2 separate regions of the Homo sapiens genome follow, and region 2 is linked to region 1. A link is an interaction called in ENCODE POLR2A ChIA-PET data of the cell type or tissue named here. Cell type or tissue: IMR-90. All regions are shown on one strand. Links, peaks and the distances in the headings refer to the core of each region. The heading gives the core; the rest is flanking DNA.

Region 1 (2,810 bases), core at 305-2,804:
TCTTTTTATCACCACCACCTCCCCTCCAGTGAGTATCTCAGTTCTTTAAATGCTTGATATCGCTTCAAAGGTCAGATGAGTGAATAGTCTTCTGTTTCTGCTTTTCCTGGCCTGGTGCTGATAACCGCTTCCAAAGTGCATGACTGATTAGCATTACTCACACCTAGGCCAGCTTTTCTCTTTTTCCCATAGAGGAACTCACATGGAATCCGTTTATTTCCATCCAGGCCTTCTCTTGTTTCCCATAGAAGAAGCTCTCACTGAGTCTGTTTACTTCCACCCAGGCCTTGGAAGAATCCTGTACCTCTCTCCTTTGGCCAGGCCTTACTGTGATGAGCACATAAAGGTAGCCTCTACTTAATGGGCATGGGGGCCGATGGATGGGGCATTGTAAATAGGCTGAAATAGGAACCACACGGTGCTGCATTTGGGGTTGTCTCTTCTTTTATCCCCCAAAATATTTCTCTTGGAAGCCTTGACACCCAGGGCCAGTTCTTTTTTTACTTATTATTTATTTTATTTTATTATTATTATTTTTTTGGAGATGAGGTCTCACTATTTTGTCCACGCTGGTCTTGAACTCCTGAGCTCAAGCAGTCCTCCCACCTTGGCCTCCCAAAGTGCCGGGATTACAGATGTGAGCCACCATGCTTGGCCCCAGGGCTAGTCCTTAATGACCATCTCTAGTAGGAAAAGCCACTCTGTGCTTTCCTTTTCCATGAAGTTAGGAAATCTGTCTGTGGGTTACTGAGATGTTCATGTCACTTAGATCACCATCTCCAAGGTAGGGACCTGGCTTCACAATCCAGAGTTTTAAATGGAGCCCATACTGCAGACTTTGTTTAGTGAACTTTCTCACTTTCTGTCCTTGAACTTCTCTGTAGTAATAATCACAATTGCTATCATTAATGAGGGTTTATTATGTTCCAGGCAACATATCTAACATTTATTTATTTTTTCCTCCTATCTTCATAACAATATTGTGATGTAGATGTTATTAATGACATCTTTCAGATGAGGAGACTGTGGCAAAGGGAGATGAATTAACTTGCTCAGAGTCACACTACCAGACTGCAAACTCAGGTGCTTTTTATTATGCAGAATACCCGCTGCAGACCTAATCCTGCCCCAGGCTCTGGGGCCAGCTTTGTTCGCAGGGAGATTTTAAGGAGGGTATATAATTTAAGGTGTGGTAGAAAGAATACTGGACTGGGATGCTGGTTTGCTGGACTGTCATCTCAAATCTTTGATTTGACTCATCCTGGGGCCTGGATGAGTCAGCCTTTGTGTGTGGGCCCTGGTTTTCTGACCCCTAAGAAGGAAGCTGGAGCTTGACCTTCTCTAAAGCTATACCTGGCCCTAACATTTAGTGATCTTCATGGTTGGGAGTAAAAGTGTGCGTGTTTGCCTGTTCAGCAGCTGCTTTGTGCAGAACCTGCTGAGGTCAGCAGCTGCCCTGTAGCTGTTCTAGCATCAGACTCCTACAGGAAAAAGTCTCAATTTATGGAATGTTCTGCTCTGGTAAGTTGGATGGAATTCTATCTGATGCTGTTTTAAAAACAAATTATGTAGAAGCCAAACCATTTTACTTCCCTCACTGTAGACCACACATAGCAACACAGTCTGTGTCTTTGTTCATGTTTTTAGAATTCCATCGACAGAGAGGAGAAAATACATCTGGGGAATTTGCCGCTGCTCTGAGTTCCAAAGTCCAAACCAATGTAATTGTTTCAGAATAACGGATGACACTTTTAGCTTGCAAACAAGGGGCGCCAATGCGTGAATTCTGGTAGGAGGTGAGGCCTAGGGTGTACCTATCATAATAAGATCATATATTTTTTGTAGTGCTTTATATAAATCTACCTATAATCAAGATTACCTAGGAAGCTAGTTAAAAATAAAACGCCTCTTGCCTGTAATCCCATCACTTTGAGAGGCTGAGACAGGTGGATCCCTTGAGGTCAAGAGTTTGAGACCAGCCTGGCCAACACGGAGAAACTCCATCTCTACTAAAAACACAAAAAATTATCTGGGCATGGTGATGGACGCCTGTAATCCCAGCCACTCGGGAGGCTGAGGCAGGAGAATCGCTTGAACCCAGGAGGCGGAGGTTGCAGTGAGCCAAGATCACACCATTGCACTCCAGCCTGGGCAACAGAGGGAGACACCATCTCAAAAAAAAAAAAAGAAGACAAAAAGACAAAAACAACAACAAAAAAACATAGGCTGGGCATGGTGACTCATGCCTGTAATCCCAGCACTTTGGGAGGCCAAGGTGGGTGGACCACCTGAGGTCAAGAGTTTGACACCAGCCTGGCCAACATGATGAAACCCCGTCTCTACTAAAAATAGAAAAAAATTAGCCAGTTGTGGTGGCGCATGTCCGTAATCCCAGCTACTCGGGAGGCTAAGACAGGAGAATTGCTTGAACCTGGGAGGCGGAGGTTGCAGCGAGCCAAGATCGCACCACTGCACTCCAGCCTGGGCAACAAGAATGAAACTCCATCTCCAATAAATAAATTAAAATAAATAAATAAAATAAAATAAAATAAAATGCTAAGGTGGAATCAAGTTGGGCCCAGAAATCTATTTTTTTTTCCTTGACGTATGTTTCATTTAACCCAATATATCCCAGATATTATCATTGCAATATATAATCAGTATAAAGATTATTAATTCATGGGATATTTCACAATTTTTTTGTTACCAGTTCATTGAAATCTAGTGTGCACATTTCAATTTTACCCAAGTGTATTTCAAGTGTAAGATAGCTATTTATGGCTAGTGGTTACTGTACTGGATGGTACAAC
Region 2 (2,810 bases), core at 33-2,532, 230 kb after region 1:
CCATTCTACCCAGAAGAGACAGCACTTCTTTAGGTCCTGTACGGAAACCATCCAGATGCTTCCATGTGTTGCAGAGGGGATGTTAGCTGAGATCTAGAAAATACCTCTGTTCTGGTAACTGTTAAGGCCTCATTCTCTAAATGCCAAGCTCTAGACTCTAATACTCTCATGACTATAAGGGATTTTGGAGCAGTATCTCCTCTGAGGATTCAAAACTAAAATGCTATTCCTAACAGAGGCTCTGTGGTGGAGACATTTCATTTCTTGCACTAACTAAATGGCTTTTCATTCTCAAGTGACTTTAGAAAGTTCTTTCTTTTACTGATCTAAATGTGCCTCCCTCAAACTTTCTGATCTGTCTACCCCATCTCCCCTGCAGCCACAAAGAACAAACCTGCTCTCTCTACCCACAAATAACCTTCCATCAGGAGCAACAGTGGCCATGTCTTCCCTCTTTCTTCTCCCAAAACCTCCCTGTCAGGCTCATCATCCCTTATTTCTTCCAAGACTTCTCAACTGACCAAATGGTGGTGGGAGGTAACCCGGCATCATGGAGAAAAATACTCAGCTTGAAATTAAATGCCAGGGGGTCTTGTTCTACCACAGTAGTATCAAGTCTTTTGGTCTCTCTAGACCTTGGTTCCCCCATCTATCAATTGAAATGGGTAGACTAGGTGAACTTTGAAGTGGCAGCCTCGGTCCTTAAAATGCTCTTAAGACACCCCAAGCACATTCTGGTCTTGACACATATGGTCTCCTCTGGGATCATATGTCTTCACTTGTACTATAGCATTTGGGAAGCAGAAACAGGCAGAGGAAGAGCCCACTTCATAATGGTCCTTTCTTGGGCTTAAAGAGACACAAAACCTCACCCCCTATTGCACAGAGTGAATGAAGTAAAACTAACAGAAATGTAAAGGACCTGGGGGTTTGGTATTGCTTCACAATAACCCCAACTTCCAGAGGAGTCTAGTCTTCCCTTTTGAGGCAGCTTGTGGAATGTTCCTCCCCTCACACAGTTGTTCACTTGTTCCCCAGGCTTAAGTGGAAAAATCTCCCTTCTTGCTTCCCCTTTTGGAAGACGCAAGATAAATAACTCCTGCATGTGGCTTGGGACAAATGGAACAGAAAAGAAAACATCAAGGAAGGACTTGTCTGAGATAGTTTGAGGTTGAAGGATCAAAGTGAAATAGCAGCTAAAACAAAACAAAACAAAAAGTTACCCTGTCTGAGCTATAATGACAGGGAAGTCATGTTATTGAAGAAATAGCCCAGCTAGGACTGGAAATGTAGTAAGCTTCAGATTAGAAAGACAGGAAGACAGACATTTCCCTGAGTCTGCGTCCTTCATATGAGCAGAGTAACCGCGCTCCCCTCTGTGACCAGGGGAAGGTTTCGCTGGGCGGCTCTTCTGTCTGTCCTGCCTCCTCATCTTCCTGAATTCCTTTTCCAGCTGCACACTCACCCTCCCTGCCACCCCCATCCCTGCTGTTGCAGCCAGAAGAGAAAAATAACTCTAAGTCTTATAGTGCTGCTTCATAGTTTCTAAAGCACTGTCACATAACACTGTCTCCTAGAGCCTTCTGACAATGCTGGGAAGTAGGCAGACAGGCATGGAAGGGTTCTTAGTCCCACTGTCCTAATGGGGAATCTGAGGTTGAGAGGGAGGAAGCACTTGTCCAAAGTCATGCAACAATTCAGGCCCTCTCCAAATAGGCAAGCGTTCTCACTCATGGAGTTGGGGTGAGCCTAATAGGAATTACGCTCAGACAAGTGGGAGTGGGGGAGAAATGCAGAGAGACTGTTAAGAACAGAACGCAAAATCTTGGAATACACCTTAAAAGTTTTGGAAGAAAACTGTAAACACAAACACAAAATCTGGGTCCTGCCCAGCACCCGGTGCTACACCACCAGTCCAAGAGCACTTTTCCCCCAGATGATGAGATGGGAGGGAAGGGAAGCGGCTGAACTATTCCAGATGCACAGCCATCTCCCTGCCTCCCCACGAGATACCTCTCTGAGGCTCTCTAAACTACCACTGACCAAAGAGCCCTGTGTCCATCCTGCAAAGCTAATGGAGTATAACAGTCACCCCAGCAAGGTCAGAACACAGTATCAAACCCCAGCATTCAGAACTCACAGCTGTGATCCTTTGCCAATCAAACCTAGGTGTAGCGTGCCTGGCGAAAATTTAAATTCCCTTCATATAAATGACCAATATTAAACAAAAACTCCCTCCTTTGTATTTCTTTAGTCTGTGATGATGCATACATTTATCATTTTCAGGGTGTTTTCATAATCCAGCACCCCACTGGGGGCTCAAGTCACATATTTCTGCCCAATAGTACAGATGAGAAGACCAAGGCCTAGAGGAAAGGAGAAAACTGCCAACGGCTAACAGCAGTGAGTGAGTGACTGGGTGGCAGGGCTAGGGTGAGAACCCGTGCAACCCTACCCCACCACTGGTATGTCTCTACCTCTGCACACTATTTCCCTTGGCAGCTACCCGCTCCCAGGTGGTCACCTGAATGGGGCTCAGTTGGGCCTTGAACTGGCCTGAGTTCCTGGGAAGGAAAATGCCCAGGGCCAGGGGAGGAAGAGAAGGCATATTTCCCTTGGCATGGTGGCCATCAAATGCAGACAGTTTTAGCCCCCTCCCAGCCGCCACTGCCTCCTGTTCCGTACATCGAGTCCCTTCCTTTTGCCTTTATTTGCTCTGGAGACTGCTGAAAACCCGTCCTTGGCTGCCAGCAGGACCTGAAGCTGAGGTCACTTCTCTCTCTGGAAAGACTCTGAGGATGGAAAAGTAC

What was found. ChIA-PET counts read pairs that join two places held together with the same protein. Peaks named below come from ENCODE experiments on the same cell type or tissue, not always from the same donor. Only the 100,000 strongest peaks of a DNase experiment are listed, where the experiment ranks them.
Region 2: POLR2A ChIA-PET joins it to region 1 with 15 read pairs; 3 of 35 experiments call an interaction of 5 or more read pairs at or near these places.

The regions. Positions count from the first base shown.
Region 1 is chr5:151,450,696-151,453,505 of GRCh38, forward strand. All of the region lies in intron 1 of SLC36A1 (solute carrier family 36 member 1), which reads left to right. Among named protein-coding and RNA genes, the nearest start is that of SLC36A1, 4.5 kb to the left of the region's middle. RefSeq lists an enhancer at 1,341-1,510 and a cis regulatory region at 1,426. In IMR-90, for the core only: no CTCF peak of the experiment used is centred there; DNase peaks (open chromatin) are centred at 1,296 and 1,556; H3K27ac peaks cover 619 bases.
Region 2 is chr5:151,676,934-151,679,743 of GRCh38, forward strand. The region is part of intron 1 of SPARC (secreted protein acidic and cysteine rich); the gene reads right to left. CLMAT3 (colorectal liver metastasis associated transcript 3) reads left to right here and starts at 12. Exons shown (of 5, transcript NR_109873.1): 1 at 12-114; 2 at 2,287-2,403; 3 at 2,723-2,810. In IMR-90, for the core only: no CTCF peak of the experiment used is centred there; a DNase peak (open chromatin) is centred at 1,468; H3K27ac peaks cover 1,792 bases.